Linked DNA regions of Homo sapiens: region 2 is linked to region 1. Evidence: chromatin contacts called from ENCODE Hi-C or POLR2A ChIA-PET data. All regions are on one chromosome and are shown on one strand. The core of a region is the stretch at or near the end of the contact, and the rest is flanking DNA. Distances in the headings are between cores, read along the strand shown. Region 1 overlaps BIK (BCL2 interacting killer). Region 2 overlaps SCUBE1 (signal peptide, CUB domain and EGF like domain containing 1).

What was found. Hi-C counts contacts between places; a loop is a spot of excess contacts on that map. ChIA-PET counts read pairs that join two places held with the same protein, here RNA polymerase II (POLR2A). Pooled maps may share reads with other maps.
Region 2: POLR2A ChIA-PET joins it to region 1 with 11 read pairs in WTC11. The contact joins two enhancer-like sites. A Hi-C loop is called at or near these places in 2 of 50 pooled maps. POLR2A ChIA-PET finds 5 or more read pairs at or near these places in 4 of 52 experiments (PC-9, WTC11 and activated CD8-positive, alpha-beta memory T cell).

Annotation. Positions count from the first base shown.
Region 1 is chr22:43,125,952-43,133,324 of GRCh38, forward strand. BIK (BCL2 interacting killer) reads left to right here. Exons shown (of 5, transcript NM_001197.5): 3 at 1,746-1,844; 4 at 2,545-2,674; 5 at 3,262-3,761. The coding sequence ends at 3,354. MCAT (malonyl-CoA-acyl carrier protein transacylase) reads right to left here. Exons shown (of 4, transcript NM_173467.5): 4 at 6,258-7,373. The coding sequence ends at 7,092. Among named protein-coding and RNA genes, the nearest start is that of MCAT, 14 kb to the right of the region's middle. RefSeq lists enhancers at 2,619-3,496, 3,097-3,146. Within about 2 kb of position 3,325, at least 7 of the 41 ENCODE cell types and tissues checked have a DNase peak (open chromatin) inside an H3K27ac peak, as active enhancers do.
Region 2 is chr22:43,221,789-43,229,161 of GRCh38, forward strand. It overlaps SCUBE1 (signal peptide, CUB domain and EGF like domain containing 1), which reads right to left. Exons shown (of 22, transcript NM_173050.5): 9 at 7,284-7,373; 10 at 5,586-5,708; 11 at 1,309-1,428; 12 at 850-954. Among named protein-coding and RNA genes, the nearest start is that of SCUBE1-AS2, 13 kb to the left of the region's middle. RefSeq lists a silencer at 3,292-3,457 and enhancers at 4,078-4,644, 4,645-5,210. Within about 2 kb of position 4,788, at least 3 of the 41 ENCODE cell types and tissues checked have a DNase peak (open chromatin) inside an H3K27ac peak, as active enhancers do.

The DNA.
Region 1 (7,373 bases), core at 2,075-4,574:
CAGCTATGTCCAGCACACGGCAGCATACCCAGATGTCCAGGCACACCCGGCCATCCCAGCGGCAGGAAGGACCTGCACTTTTTTTTTTTTTTTTTGAGACAGAGTCTCTGTCACCCAGGCTGGAGTGCAGTGGCATGATCTTGGCTCACTGCAACCTCCACCTCCCGGGTTCAAGTGATTTTCCTGCCTCAGCCTCCTGAGTAGCTGGGAGTGCAGGCGTGCACCAGCATGCCCGGCTTTTTTTTTTTTTTTGAGACGGAGTCTCGCTGTGTCGCCCAGGCTGGAGTACAGTGGCATGATCTCTGCTCACCACAAGCTCCACCTCCCTGGTTTACGCCATTCTCCTGCCTCAGCCTCCTGAGTAGCTGGGACTACAGGCGCCTGCCACCACACCTGGCTAATTTTTTGTATTTTCAGTAGAGACAGGGTTTCATCATGTTAGCCAGGATGGTCTCGATCTCCTGACCTCGTGATCTGCCTGCCTCGGCCTCCCAAAAAGTGCTGGGATTACAGGCGTGAGCCACCACACCCGGCCAGGACTGGCACTTTCATTCTTCCCCTGGTACAGATGAGGAACGTGAAGGCCCAGGAGCAGCTGACCTCAGTAGTTTCTACCCTGAGCCTGGAAGAGAATGGTCAGGCCTGACCTGGGCTGTTGCTTTCTGCTGGGGAATCCTGTCTCTGATGTGGCACCTCCCACAGGCCAGGGACCAGCTCCATGTTCCACAGGATTCTTTTCTGCTCAGGATTTTTTTTTTCAGCCTCAGGATTTTTAGTCATTAAGGATTTTAGAACTGGAGGCACCTGTCCATTAATGGACAAGGTTGGAGGACATGAAGCCTGGGGCAGTATTTTCCTGAGGTTTCCCAGGGTAACAGAAGGTAGGACCACAGCCCCCAACCCTGATTGCCAGCCCACACCTGTACCCCTCCCACCCGCATCCCCTCCAAGTAGGGAGTGTAGGCCCAGGGCATTGGCAGGTCAGGTGGGTGGGGCCAGGGCCCAGGGCCGGCCTCAGCTCAGGGCCCCTAGGAGTCCCACTTCCCTGGGAGTTCCCCCGGTGTAGTCACTGGGATGGAATGCACACAGGTCCCTGGTAGAGGCCCAGACCAGCAAGCTGGGAGGGTGGGGAGTGTCTTAGTCTTTGTGTGGGAGTGAATGCGGGTGGGGTGTAGGATCAAGGATGTGGTTTAGTGGGGGGCCTACTAGGGGCTTCTTAGTCCCCCCATTTGGAGAGGGGTGGTGCCAGCAGGGCTGGTTTCAGGATTGGGACCAGGACACAGGTCTTAGAGCCCCCTCACCTCCCACAAAGGAAGGTAAGCTGCAACCCCTGTGGGAAGGGGGCTCAAGGGGGCTCAGCCATCCGGGGGACTCAGCACCACCAGACCTGTCCATTCCCCTTGGTCAGCCTCAGCCATCCGGGGGCTCAGCACCCCCAGACCTGCCTGTTCCCCTTGTCCACCATTTCCACCAAAGCCCACAGGTGGGCCTGCCCCAGGATTCTTTTTGAAATAGCTTGCACCTCTGGGGCCACCCACGGATGGGACCTCATGGGTATCTCTGAATCCAAGTGGGAGCCGGAGGAGGGATACAGGGAGGCCCACTCACTGCCTGCCCCAAATCTGACACCATCTCTTATCCTCTGGGCCACTCCCAGCTGCACACAATCCGTTGGCTGGGTGGGTCCAGGTGCATGTGGCCTCCACGGCACAGCCACACCCGACTCCTGTGTGTGCTCCCTGCAGTGACGCATTGGCCCTGCGGCTGGCCTGCATCGGGGACGAGATGGACGTGAGCCTCAGGGCCCCGCGCCTGGCCCAGCTCTCCGAGGTGGCCATGCACAGGTAGCCGGCCTATGCCCTATGCCTCTACACCTGGGGAGGGGCCCTGGGCGGTGGGTGGAGGCCCTGAACACAGCACAGGGCTGGGCCCTGAGGAAGCTCTGTGGGGGATGTGCCTTGACACTGGGGCTATACTGAAACCCTTGGCTGCTTCCCGCACCTCTCCTGGGAGCCCCCAGCTCCTGGCACTCGCCCCCTGCCACCTGTCCCTGGCATTCCTGGGCAACAAAGCAGAGCCCAGGGCCCTTTTCTCTCTCGCCGTCCTCATTGAGCCCAGATGGTACATTTCCACCGTGGTCTTAAGAGGGGGTGCTACGTGAGCTCGGATCCTAGATCCTGGGGGCTGGGCCTCTCAGCGAGTCTCCGGTGGGGGAATAGAGTGGGCAGTGGCTTGTGAGGGCCCTGTAGAATGGGGGTTTATTTTCCACGTGGCCAGCTCTGGAAGACAGGGCCAAACACCCGGTGGGCTGGCGGGCGGCTGGCTGGCGGAGGAAGCAGGAAGTTGGAATGAATTTGACCACAAACAGTCCATACCACGCGGCCCCTGCAGGTGGAGGCGCCCACGGAAAGGGCCCCGGGTGGCTGTGGGGTGGGAGGGCACAGGCCCCTGCTCCCCACAGCTGTGATGGTGTCATCTAAGTACAGGCTGCCCCTACCTGCTCCTGCAGTAATGGCTTTGTCCCCCCATCCTCTTTGTCTATAGCCTGGGTCTGGCTTTCATCTACGACCAGACTGAGGACATCAGGGATGTTCTTAGAAGTTTCATGGACGGTTTCACCACACTTAAGGAGAACATAATGAGGTTCTGGAGATCCCCGAACCCCGGGTCCTGGGTAAGAGCCTTGAGATCCCTGACCCTGACTTGCGCTGCGGCCAGTGGGGGCTGTCAGAGCCGCTCCTTGGGGCGCCACAGTCCCCACCACTCCGTATCATCATCTGTGTCACCTGTGTCCACATCTGCCTGATCCCATGGGCTTTTGGGTTTGAGATGCCTGGTTCTGAGTGCACAAACCAGTGCATGGTCCTGGGTCTCCCTCTGGTCCGAGAGCCTTCACCTGGCAGGCAGGACTCCCGTCTCCTGGCCAGGGCAGGGGCCTCCCTGAGCAGCCTTCCTGGTAGCCTGGTCCCATGGTGTCCACTCGGCACCGCCCACCACAAGGGCAGCTGACTGCCCTCACCTGTGCCCACCGGGTGTCTTTGCCTGTGTCCCGCAGACTGGCAGGCCCAGGCCACGCTGGCCTCTCTGGCCACGTCCTCAGGGCCACTTTCCCCCTCTCCTGAACTCCTTCCTTCTCTGGTCCCCTCGAGCTCCTTCCCAGTCCCCACCCTCCTGGGCTTCCCCTTGGCACTCCGCTGTCACCCGTCTGGCCCCATTGCCGGGGCCTGCCCCGAGCCTGACTCCTCTGCTTTGCTCCCACAGGTGTCCTGCGAACAGGTGCTGCTGGCGCTGCTGCTGCTGCTGGCGCTGCTGCTGCCGCTGCTCAGCGGGGGCCTGCACCTGCTGCTCAAGTGAGGCCCCGGCGGCTCAGGGCGGGGCTGGCCCCACCCCCATGACCACTGCCCTGGAGGTGGCGGCCTGCTGCTGTTATCTTTTTAACTGTTTTCTCATGATGCCTTTTTATATTTAAACCCCGAGATAGTGCTGGAACACTGCTGAGGTTTTATACTCAGGTTTTTTGTTTTTTTTTTATTCCAGTTTTCGTTTTTTCTAAAAGATGAATTCCTATGGCTCTGCAATTGTCACCGGTTAACTGTGGCCTGTGCCCAGGAAGAGCCATTCACTCCTGCCCCTGCCCACACGGCAGGTAGCAGGGGGAGTGCTGGTCACACCCCTGTGTGATATGTGATGCCCTCGGCAAAGAATCTACTGGAATAGATTCCGAGGAGCAGGAGTGCTCAATAAAATGTTGGTTTCCAGCAGTCTCTGGTCCTCTCTGGGGGGTTGGCAGCACCAGCACGGGCTTCCTCTCGCCCCAGGGAGGCACACTGTGTTGGTGGGGAGGGCAGGGCCTGTGTGCTCCTAATCAGATCCTTCCCTGCAAAAGGGGACCGCAAATGCTGCCTTGGTTTGGCCCGACGGTTTGCCTTCTCCCTTGTCCCGGTCTGTGGCCTAAAATCCACTGTTGGGGGTTATTTCCTTTGGGCTTTCAGTTCCTCTTTAGGGGATGCCTGCCTCTCCCTGCACAGACTCCTCACCACAGGGATGCAGCCGTGGCTCCGCTCACAGGGAGAGGTGTGGTGGGGATTGGGGAGCAGGACAAGGGGCACCAGGGGCAGGAGGGCCAGGACCCTGCTTTGTACCTTTGTAGGCTTGGTACCTGCCCTGGGCCTTGCCTCGTGCCATTTGTAGACCCCACCAGGCCTCCCTCCCAGGACATCGGCTCTGTGTCTGCCCTCCACCCCAAATGTCAAAGCTGGGCTGGGCCGGCCACCATTCTCCAGCCCCCAACCCCCCTCATCCCCAGAGCTGGGAGATGCAGCTGTTCATACCTCCCAGGCTGGCTGGGCAGACCCTGCATCCTGCTCACTCCTCCCTCCATCCTGGCCTCCAAACCAAAGGGGACCTCCAATAGGCTTTCCTGCCTCCTTATGTCTTCTCTCCCCAAGGTCTGGCCCTTTGCAGCCTTTTTTTTTTTTTTTTTTTTTTTTTTTTTTTTTTTTTAATTAAGAGACTTGGCTTTCCTGTGTTGCCCAGGTCGGCCACCAACTCCTGGGCTCAAGCAGTCCTCCCACCTCAGCCTCCCAAATAGCTGGGTCTGCAGGCACACACACCACTGCACACAGCCCTTTGCAGCTTTGAGGCCTGACTTCACACACCGTTTTTTTTTTGTTTGTTTTTGTTTTTTGTTTTTGAGATGGAGTCGGCCGGGCTGGAGTGCACTGGCGCGATCTCGGCTCACTGCAACCTCTGCCTCGTGGGTTCAAGCGATTCTCCTGACAGCCTTCCGAGTAGCTGAGACTACAGGCATGCACCATCACGCCCAGCTAATGTTTGTATTTTTATTTTGAGATGGGAGTTTTGTGATGGTTGCCCAGGTTGGAGTCCAGTGGCTTGATCTTGGATCACTGCAACCTCCACCTCCTGGTTCAAGTGATTCTCCTGCCTCAGCCTCCTGAGTAGCTGGGATCACAGGCATGTGCCACCAAGCCTGGCTAATTTTGTATGTTTAGTAGAGGTGGGTTTCGCCATGTTGGCCAGGCTGGTCTTGACTCCTGGCCTCAGGTGATCCGCCCACCTCGGCCTCCCAAAGTGCTGGGGTTGCAGGCCTGAGCCACCATGCCTGGCCAATTTTTGTATTTTTAGTAGAGATGTAGTTTCACCATGTTGGCCAGGCTGGTCTTGAACTCCTGACTTCAGGTAATCCACCCGCCTCAGCCTCCCAAAGTGCTGCAATTGCATGTGTGAGCCACCGTGCTTGGCTGGAGACCACTCTTGTTGGCCAGAGGTGGGCGGGCTTGTGAGTGAAATGTAAAGGCATCAGGCCAGGCCAGGATGTGCTCAGCAAAGACAGGCTGAGCCCTGATCTGGACAGAATGTTGTTCCATGGAGAACACTTTTTTTTCACAATGGAGTCTCGCTCTGTCACCCAGGCTGGAGTGCAGTGGTGTGATCTCAGCTCACTGCAACCTCCGCCTCCCAGGTTCAAGCGATTCTCCTGCCTCAGCCTCTCAAGTAGCTGGGATTACAGGTGCGCACTGCCATGCCCAGCTGATTTCTCTTACCCCTTCATGGGCTTGGATCTTGCCCCAGGCCATGAGGACAAGGGTAGTGCAGAGAGAGCAAGTGGTAAGGCCTGCTGTCCCTTACTGCTGTCCTCCTGGAGAGGCAGACCCCTCCCTTATTTGGGATTTTGTTCCTCAGAGCTGAACGTGGCCATCCTTCCTGCAGCGCTGCAAGAGAACCTGGACGTGGAGAGCCTGGGTCTCCTGAGGCTGCCATTGCTTGAAGCTTTCAGGGAAGGAGCTTCAAACATGCTCAGTACTTAAAATAATCAAGTTCTCTGTGCAATACAGATTTAAGACATAGTTCTTTCCAAAGAACTGTCGCACTCCCAGGGACGCGCATGCAGGCTGCAGTGGGAATCACATCGCATCGGCTTTTGTGTTTTCAGCCAGGGCTTCGAGACATGCAGGGTGTCTGGGGTCACAATGCCTGGAAGTGCTGCTGGTGTGTAATGGCCCGGCACCAGGGCAGCTGCCCAAGAGTGGGACATTCCCATATAAGGAAGGAGGGTTCTGCCCAAAGGCCAGCTGGGCCCTGCTGAGAAACACCAGAGAACTAAAAATGTGAAAATGAGGAACCCTATCCAGGACTTGACGTGTCTACACAATGGTAACATTTTAAGACAATCAGAGAGTTCATTCCCAATAATATTTTCCCACTATCTCTGTATAATGAACAACCACCCAAGCAGCTTGGAATGTCTCATACTTAATATTGGCGCAGGAGCTGCTCTGAGGACGGGGCATGGAGCCAGGGGTCAGCTCCGAGGCAGGTATGTGCTGTGCTCCCTCTGGCGCCCCGCAGACCCGCAGTCCCAGTGGGTGACCAGGGTGTTCCTCCATGGTTCCACCCCTAGGACCAGGGCCTCAGTCGCCCTCCCTACCTGGCACTCCCCACACCCCGCACCTCACTCAAGGACCTTTCTACCAGAACAGAGCGCACTCACTCTCTAGCACACAGCAGGCAATACATATCTCTTGGGTATGTCCATAAATGTGGGCCTCTGTCTCCCAGCTGTCAAGTGAGGAGGTGAACAAAACTGCCAAGGCCAACTGGGTTCTAAAACCTTTCAGATTTGTGACAAAGGAGCCCTGGGGGGCAGGCTGGGGGTGGTGGAGGGGCTCCCCTGGCACTGGCTGAAATTGAGGCCACACCAGCATGTTCTCAGCACTCACAGAGCAGGACAGGCTGCAGCAGCCAGTCCTCCCCTTCCCGCTGAGATGGCACACCTGCCTATGGTGCAGGGCTGGCAGAGGCGGGGCCAGGATTCTAGCTTCCCCACACACCAGCCCTGTGGCATCATTCTTCCCAACGTCCAAACGTTTTTCCAAGGGGGAGAAATGGACTGGGTCATGTAAAGAAATACTCATTTTTAGGGCTTTTTATGTGGCCTTCAAAGCACGTTGCAAACAAATCCCTTTCACTCCTCAGAGGAGGAGCCATTAGGAAGGTAGGGGGCGACAGGCACAGCCTACAGCCTCTCCTCAGGAGGACAGAGGGGGTCATCGCATTTGAGCCCCCTGCAGTCATCTCGGGGGCTCCTGAGGGTCCAGGTCCACATGTTCGAGGGTCTGCAGCACATCCACGGCGCTGTAGGACTTCCAGGCCTGCATGTTACAGCTCTTCAGGATGGCTCCCAGCTGCCTGCCAGGGCCTACTTCGAAAGTTTGGGGGAACCCCCTGCCCTTTTTCCTTTCGTATATGGCATGCATCGTCTGCTCCCACTTCACTGGGGAGACCAGCTGCTGGGCCAGCAGCTTGTGGATGTGCCCGGGATGCCTGTATCTATGCGCGTGGACGTTGGAGTA
Region 2 (7,373 bases), core at 3,538-6,037, 97 kb after region 1:
TGCGGTGGCTCACGCCTGTAATCCTAGCACTCTGGGAGGCCGAGGCAGGCGGATCACTTGAGGTCAGGAGTTCCAGACTAGCCTGACCAACATGGTGAAACCATGTCTCTACTAAAAATACAAAAATTAGCCAGGTGTGGTGATGGGCACCTGTAATCCCAGCTACTCAGGAGGCTGAGGCAGGAGAATTGCTTGAACCTGGGAGGCGGAGGTTGCAGTGAGCCGAGATCACGCCACTGCACTCCAGCCTGGGTGACAGAGCGAGACTCCGTTTTAAAAATAATAATAATAATAATAAAGAAACATACAGAAATGCACCTATCTATCAAATCCAGCATCCTGAATAAGAAAAGCTGCTGAAGACACAACCCTCAGCTCCTTAGCTGGCAGGAGCTAAGGCTGGCTGTGCCATGCCGACCAAGCCCAGCGGGTCACTCCCAAAGGGCTGGGACTGTGCTGCACCTCGGCGCTTCTTGGCATGCTCTGCACGGCCAGGCCAGCTCTGACTCGGGAGAACCTAATAGCCACAGCAGATGTGGCTTGCTCCACCCATACAGTCTGAGATCTGTGCACTCACAGCACGTTAGAGTCCCTGAACCACTCTGGCTGTGACCTCAGAGCCGGAAGGGCCCTCCCACGGTCCCCTGACCCTGGGCTAGAACTCGGCCTGCAGCCTGCTGGCTTCTAGGTCCTGGGCCTGGCTCATCGCCAGCACCCCAGGCCACACGGAGCAGGGCCGAGAGCAGGAAGGTCTTCCCTGGGCGGTGCCCTTTCCTCCCCCGCCAGCATGTTGCTGGATGCAGTCAAGTCACCCAGTGGCATGCAGCATGGACAGGCCGGGGGGGTTACCTGAGCAGCTGGGCCCGAGGCCAGAGCTGGTGCCGTTGCGTTTCTGCAGCGCCTTGCCCTGCGGCCCTGGAACTCCGCAGCTCAGGACGTAGCTATTTTCCGAGTCTGCAGAGAAGCCGGTGGGTGAGGTGGGCCTGGTGCTCCTCCCTCCCACGGCCCTCAGATTCTTGGGGCCTCAGAGGGATTGTGGAGTGAGACGAAGATCAGGACAGATTCTTCTGCCAGTTTCTGCTACACAACCACAGGGAAGTGGCCAGGAGGAAGGAGCCCACTGGGTTTACTGAGAAGGACAGCGAGGCCCACAGAAAACCAGACAGCTGCCTTAGGGTCACTCAGTTATCAGAGACCCTCATTCCTAGGTCAGACTCTTTCCTGGAGGACAGCTGGGAGCAATGGTGGGACCCCAGGGAGGAAGACCCCCCTGCCACAGCATCCCATCTCAGGGACGGCCCGGGTTACCTGGCACGAAGAGTGTGTGAGCCGGGCAGGAAAGGAAGCAGCTCTCCACACCGCCTGCCTTGCTGCAGGACAGCTGGGCCCGGGGGGAGGTCTTGGCGCGAGAAAGACACTTGCCTGTCTCTATGAAGGGAGATACGAGAGAGGGCTGAGAGAGGCCAGGGCGGAGGCTTCCTGGAGCCAGGAGGGTCCTGGGTATGGCCTAATGGGGACTCCCCCAACTCCCTTCTTCCATGGCTGGGCTGGCTTGGTGGGAAGGCGCCTGGAGATCGCAGGTCCCTTGGGCGTGTGGGGATGCTGGGCCCAGACAGCTGGCTTAGTCCCTCCTCCCCTTCAGGCTCTAATCCTGGCTGTGAGAAGGTTCATGTCCCCATCCCCAGATCAGAAACTCCCTGAGGGCAGGGCTGAGCTCTCCAGGGCAGGCGTCCATTCCCACTGGGGAAAGGAACGGCGCTAAATGAACACTGGCTTCCTGGGAGGGGCCGTGGGGGGGATCGCTCGGAAGCACCTCTTTGGGGCAGCCTCTGCTACAGCCATCAGGTGTCTGGAGAAACAGCCCTCCAGAATTTCTCACTTGCTTACTTATCTTTAGAGGATGAAAAAGTCCCCCGGACTCCTAGGAAAAGACGGACGGTTCTACAGCCATGGTAAATACCAGAACTGATTTTACAGATGGCTAATTGGTCGGTGACAACCGGCTTATGTGGCACGCCTCTGAAAGCCACCTCATGAGTGACAGCCTCGCACTCTGGTCAGTCATCAATGTGGAGTTACTCCAGTGTAACCAGGCTTCCAGGTTCAGTCAAGTCACCTCCCTTCTGTAACCCACACAGGCCATGCTTCTAGACTCCCATCAACCTAATCCCAACCTGCCTGGAATAAGCTTTGCCCCAAATCCCCAGGGAAGATCAGCAGTTTGCTTTGCTCCCTGAGCCTGCCTGACCAACACAGCTCCCCCTTACTTAAGCGACAGCTCAGCTTTCTGGTTTCAGATACTGAGCGGTGGCTGATCTCATCCTTTGGTAATTCTGGAGGTTCCTCCAAGATTGTTTTAGAAACCCTTGCTTCCCAGTGTCCTTTGGGTGCCGTGGGCCACAGGTGTCCTTGGTCAACCCCCGGGGCCCACATTTTGTCTGTCCTGCTGATTGCTTTCTGCGAGGGCACCGTGTGACAACACTCTGAGCTCTCACTTGCTTTGCTGCTCTCTCGTGCTGACTGCTTTGTTAGCAAGTGGGCCTCTGGCTGGGGAGCAAGACCTTGTGTTCGGAGACACACATTTACCTGTGTGTTCTGCTGCTGGGCACTTTGCTTTTGCTTGACTATTAGATAAAGGTTTATCCCATGAGTTTTGTTGTGCTCTGACTTGTCTTGTGTTTGATGGATAGATAACAGGGTGCTCCTTGGGGACCAGATGGCGACACAGGCCCTGCATGCTTCCAACTCAATCCAAGCTGGCCCCCAGGATCAATGGTCAGAGGTCTATGATACTAGGGGCCAATTCCTGTAGGCAACTAGGCAGGGCTTTCCTTGGGTCCCTTCTAAAATCTTCCTCAGGGCGCTCCTGTTCTGCCAACACGTGAAAGGAGGCCCCTTTGTTTTCTCCATATTCTGGGGTCACAGCTGTCAGGTCACTGACTGCACGGCCCTTTCCAGCCTGTGTCTGGTTGGGGGAACCGGAACGTCATGCTAAGCACACACTTTTGACTGATGAAAGTGATGATCATGGGCTGGTTATGCCAAGGCTGCAACTTCCCTGGCTGAACTCCTGCAGCCTTATGAATTTAGACTATTATCCTAACTTGTGCTTGTCCTGGTAAATGGCAAACTGCCCCCTACTCACCACAAAACCTAAACAGCGACAACTACCACCACCAGCTTAGAATAACGTTGGTCATTGTGGGAACTTCTGACACATCAAAACTAATACATTAATATATTTAAGAGGAGCTCTAAAATGTTAGGAGACAAAATTTCATCATTTAATAGCTTCTGCCACTGGTATACCTTGGCCTCAGTTTCCTCCCACTCAAACCTTCCGAAATCCACTTGCCACTCTCTCTGCCCAGCTCCATCTTCACCAGCCACTTATCGCATCACCCCCCCACTCCTGCCCCTCCATCTCCTACACAAGCAACTCCTCCCTTAGGGTTTATCCCAGGAAAGCCAGAAATCAGATCTCTAATGCTGGATGTAAAGCCACGTCTAGAGCTATGCTGAGTGCTGAAGGAAATTTTCCTAAACTCCAGGAGACAGACAAACATTTGCTTAAGAATTCAGGATATCGCTGGATAGTTATTGTCCCGGATGATCAGATCTGTATCACAATGAGTTCACCTAAGTGTTAGGATCTTGGATGGAAGAAAAAGTTCAAAAGCAACAGATGGTAAAGAGCAGTAGAAGCGGCCGGGCTCGGTGGCTCACGCCTGCAATCCCGGCACTTTGGGAGGCTGAGGTGGGTGGATCACAAGGTCAGGAGGTCGAGACCAGCCTGACCAACATGGTGAAACCTCGTCTCTATTAAAAATACAAAAATTAGGTGATCTGGTGATCTGCCCACCTCAGCCTCTCAAAGTGCTGGGATTACAGGCGTGAGTCACCGTGCCCGGCCAAATGTTTCTTTCTGAGAAACTAAATGTGTCAGCCTCTTTCTTCTGCCACTCAGTTTCTTGCCCTTTGGAGGCAGGTTTGCGTAAACCTGCTCACCACAGAGCAATGACCCCCTAACACCCTCAATGAACAACGCTTTCCTGCAAAGAATCTGAAGGTACCATATCCTTCCTATGCTTGTAAGACGGAGATCCCCTCATGCTGCCTCCGCCACCCGTACAACCCCAAACAAGCTCTTTCCCAAAACTCAGCAGAAGAGCAGCAGTTGACTTTGTTCAGTGAGACTTTGCCTGAAAAGCACAGCAAGTCCTTCCACAAGTACGTGATAAACTCAGCCTTTGGATTTCAGATATTAAATGATGGTTTGTATTCGTTAATGTGTTCACTGACAAATATTTACTCTGTGTCTGTGATTGTCAGGGTCTGTTCCAGGTGCTGGGGCTCTAGCAGTAAATGGGACAGGCCAAGAAGACCTGTTTAACTGTGTAAAGCTTACATTCTAGTGAGGAGAGAGAGATGGACAGACAGACAGACATACACCAACACGAACCTGTAAAGTGCACATTACTTCTGGTGGCTGGGAGTGTGATGGGAGGGAAAGCAAGCTGGAAGCACAGGGGGCCCAGATGGGTGCGGAAGTGGCCAAGGCTGCGGCTCTGGGTGGGTGATGGGGCAGGCCTCACTCACAGACCCTCACAGCAAGGGAGGAGTGAGGAGTGCTGGTGTGGGGGGGCCCTCCAGGCCAAGAGAAGCGCACAGCCTCGGGCTGAGGGCTGGTGGAGGCCCTGCGAAGTCAGTGAGGCTGGCGTGAAGCGAGGGAGACAGCAGAGGGCAATCCTGTCAGCTGGCGGCAGCCTTCGGGCCATTCCAAGCGCTGTGGCTTTGATTCAGAGTCAAAGGAGGAGTTACCGGGGTTGGAAGGGGCGGAGGGTGGGGGTGGGGGCGGGGTTCTGAGCCCAGAGGGATGTTCTAACTTACATTTAAAAGGCTCACTTAGGCTGCCCTGGGGATGTCAGAGTGTGGCGGGGCAAGGACCCGGCGTGGAGGTTCCAGGAGGGCAGGCCCACAGCCCCAGCACCCAGACAGGGTCCCATGTACAGGGAACCAGGGAACGCAGGGGCCCGTCCAGAACTCAGCCTAGGGGCACCCAGTGCTGCGAGCATGCCTGCAGAGGGGGCAGGGACCATGGGCTTTCCAGGAGGCACTGCCACATCCCCTGCAACTGTGCCCCACTGAGGCTGCTGCACCCCGAGTGACCCTCCTCCTCCCCCTCAGCCTCCTCAGCAAGACAAGGGGAAGCTACCAGAGGAGAGGCCTCCACACCCACTCCCTCTAAGCTTCCAGCTCTATGGAGACATCAGCAGGGTCCCTGTGCCCCACGGCTGGGCTGCACATGGACCTGCAGATCTCCTCTGTGCCCTCCTCCCCACTTCAGGTCCCTGTTGCAGTGCCTCTGGCTGACACTGGCATGCTCTGCCTGGGACCCCCTCCTTTTCTGCAAGTCCTCATTCCCATCAGCCATACCCCAACAGCAGAGAACCTCTGCCTGGGAATGCAAGGCCTAGAGGAAAGGGAGGGGCTGTCCTGCTCACCCCCACCTCAGAAAAGCCACTGTCCCTCCCATCCAAGCCCAGGTGCAGGGGAGGGGCCAGCAGCACAGGGCGGCCACCTACCCACGCAATCCTTCCCGTTCCAGTGGAGCCGCCTCCCCGGGGGACAGACGCACTCGTAGCTGCCCTTGGTGTTGACGCAGCCCTGGTCACAGCTCCCGTTGCTCATGCTGCACTCGTCCACATCTGGAAGCACAGCGGGCGTAAGGGCAGAGGGGAGGCTGGCGGCTGGCGGCTGGCAGGGGAAGGGACCACCCAGGGCAAGAGGGCAAGAATCTCCTGACCCCACCGAGTCGGACAGCATCACGGGATGCAGATGAGCAGTGCACACGCCACACGCACACACACGCGTGGGTTTATAAGGCTCCTCACAGACCCCAGCGTCCCTTCCCCCAGGAACCTGGGTGGTTTTCTGAACTCAAGCAGCTGCACCCCAGGCTAGGGGGCAGAGGAGGTAGCACACGATTAAAGTTCCAACCCAACCAGGTTTTGTGGCGCAGGGAATGAGCACTGCTCCAGGGATTGTGAAACTGATTTTACCGTGGGACTCTGGACAAGCCCTTTTCTAGCCCCGGGTCCCCTGTGGTACAACAGACACCAGGGTGAAAGAGGTCACCGCTAAGGCCTTTCCTCCTCTGACCAAAAGCACCCGCTGAAGCTGGGGGAAGGGGCTGGGCCCCACATTCTGTTAGTTCTTGAGCTGCCTGCACTCGGCAGGCCCAGGGAAGGGGTGCCCAAGTTTTCGAGAGTCTTTCCAGAAGAATCTGTAGCCCGCCTCCAGAAGCCCAAGCACCAGCTATGTCCTGATCACATTCTTGCCTGACCCTGTCTGATCTTCAAGTGGCCTGGCATCGTGAGTGTGGCTACCCCCAGGTCACAGAAAAGGAAGAGAGAGGGGGACCGTCCTTGGCTTCCTAATCTTCACCCACCATGCCCATATAACACCAAGTCCCAGCAGCCTGGCTCTGACTCCTAAATACATCTAGAATCTTCCTCTTTGTTCCGTCGCTGCCCACCCTGCCCCGGCTCCAGCAGTGCATGCTCCCATGCCTGGAGCTGTCTTCCCAGTGGTACCCTGGATTCCACTCTCCTTTCCATGTGGTCACTGGGGCATCTAGTTCCATGAACTTGACCATATCACACCCCTGCTTAAACCCTCCACAGGCTTCTCATCTGACTGGGAATAAACCCTCAACTCCCCTGCGGGCTCACGCAGCCTGCATGGTGGGATGGCGCCCCCTATCCGCATCTTCCTCTGAGCTCCCTCCTGTGGGCTCCAGTCCTGTGGCTGCCTCTCGGTCCTTCTGTCCACTGCTTTCTCATGCGGATCCCTCTGGAGTGCCTCCCTACCCCCAGCCAAACACTCCCCCTTGAGGATCCCGAATTGCCCCTCTACTCTGCCCCTCTCTGCTGTGAGCCTCCCTGGAACGAGCTGTCTGGAATTTCCATGTATTGGTGCCCCCGCTCCTGGCCCGAGTTCTCTAGTAAATGGGGTTTCCAGCCCCGTGCCCATCTGGCCAAGGCCTGGCACTGGCAGAGACCTGCTACCCACCTCTAACCGTTCCCTGCTACCCCTTGTCTCCCCAGCCCTGCCTCACTTGTCCTTGGCTGAGCCCCTCTGCCCAGGAGTCCCCATCCTTGCTGAGGCCTCAGGCCCCCCAGGGTTGAGGGCAGGGTTGGGATGCGGGGTGCAGTGTAGGTGGCCGTGCGGCCAGGCGCGTGCCTCGGGGGGGAGGTGGCCCTGGCGGGCAGGCTGCAGACCTCCGCAGTGGGTTGTCCCGTAGAGGATGTAGCCGCGGTGACACAGGCACTGGAAGCTGCCCGGGGAGTTGATGCAGATGTGGTCACAGG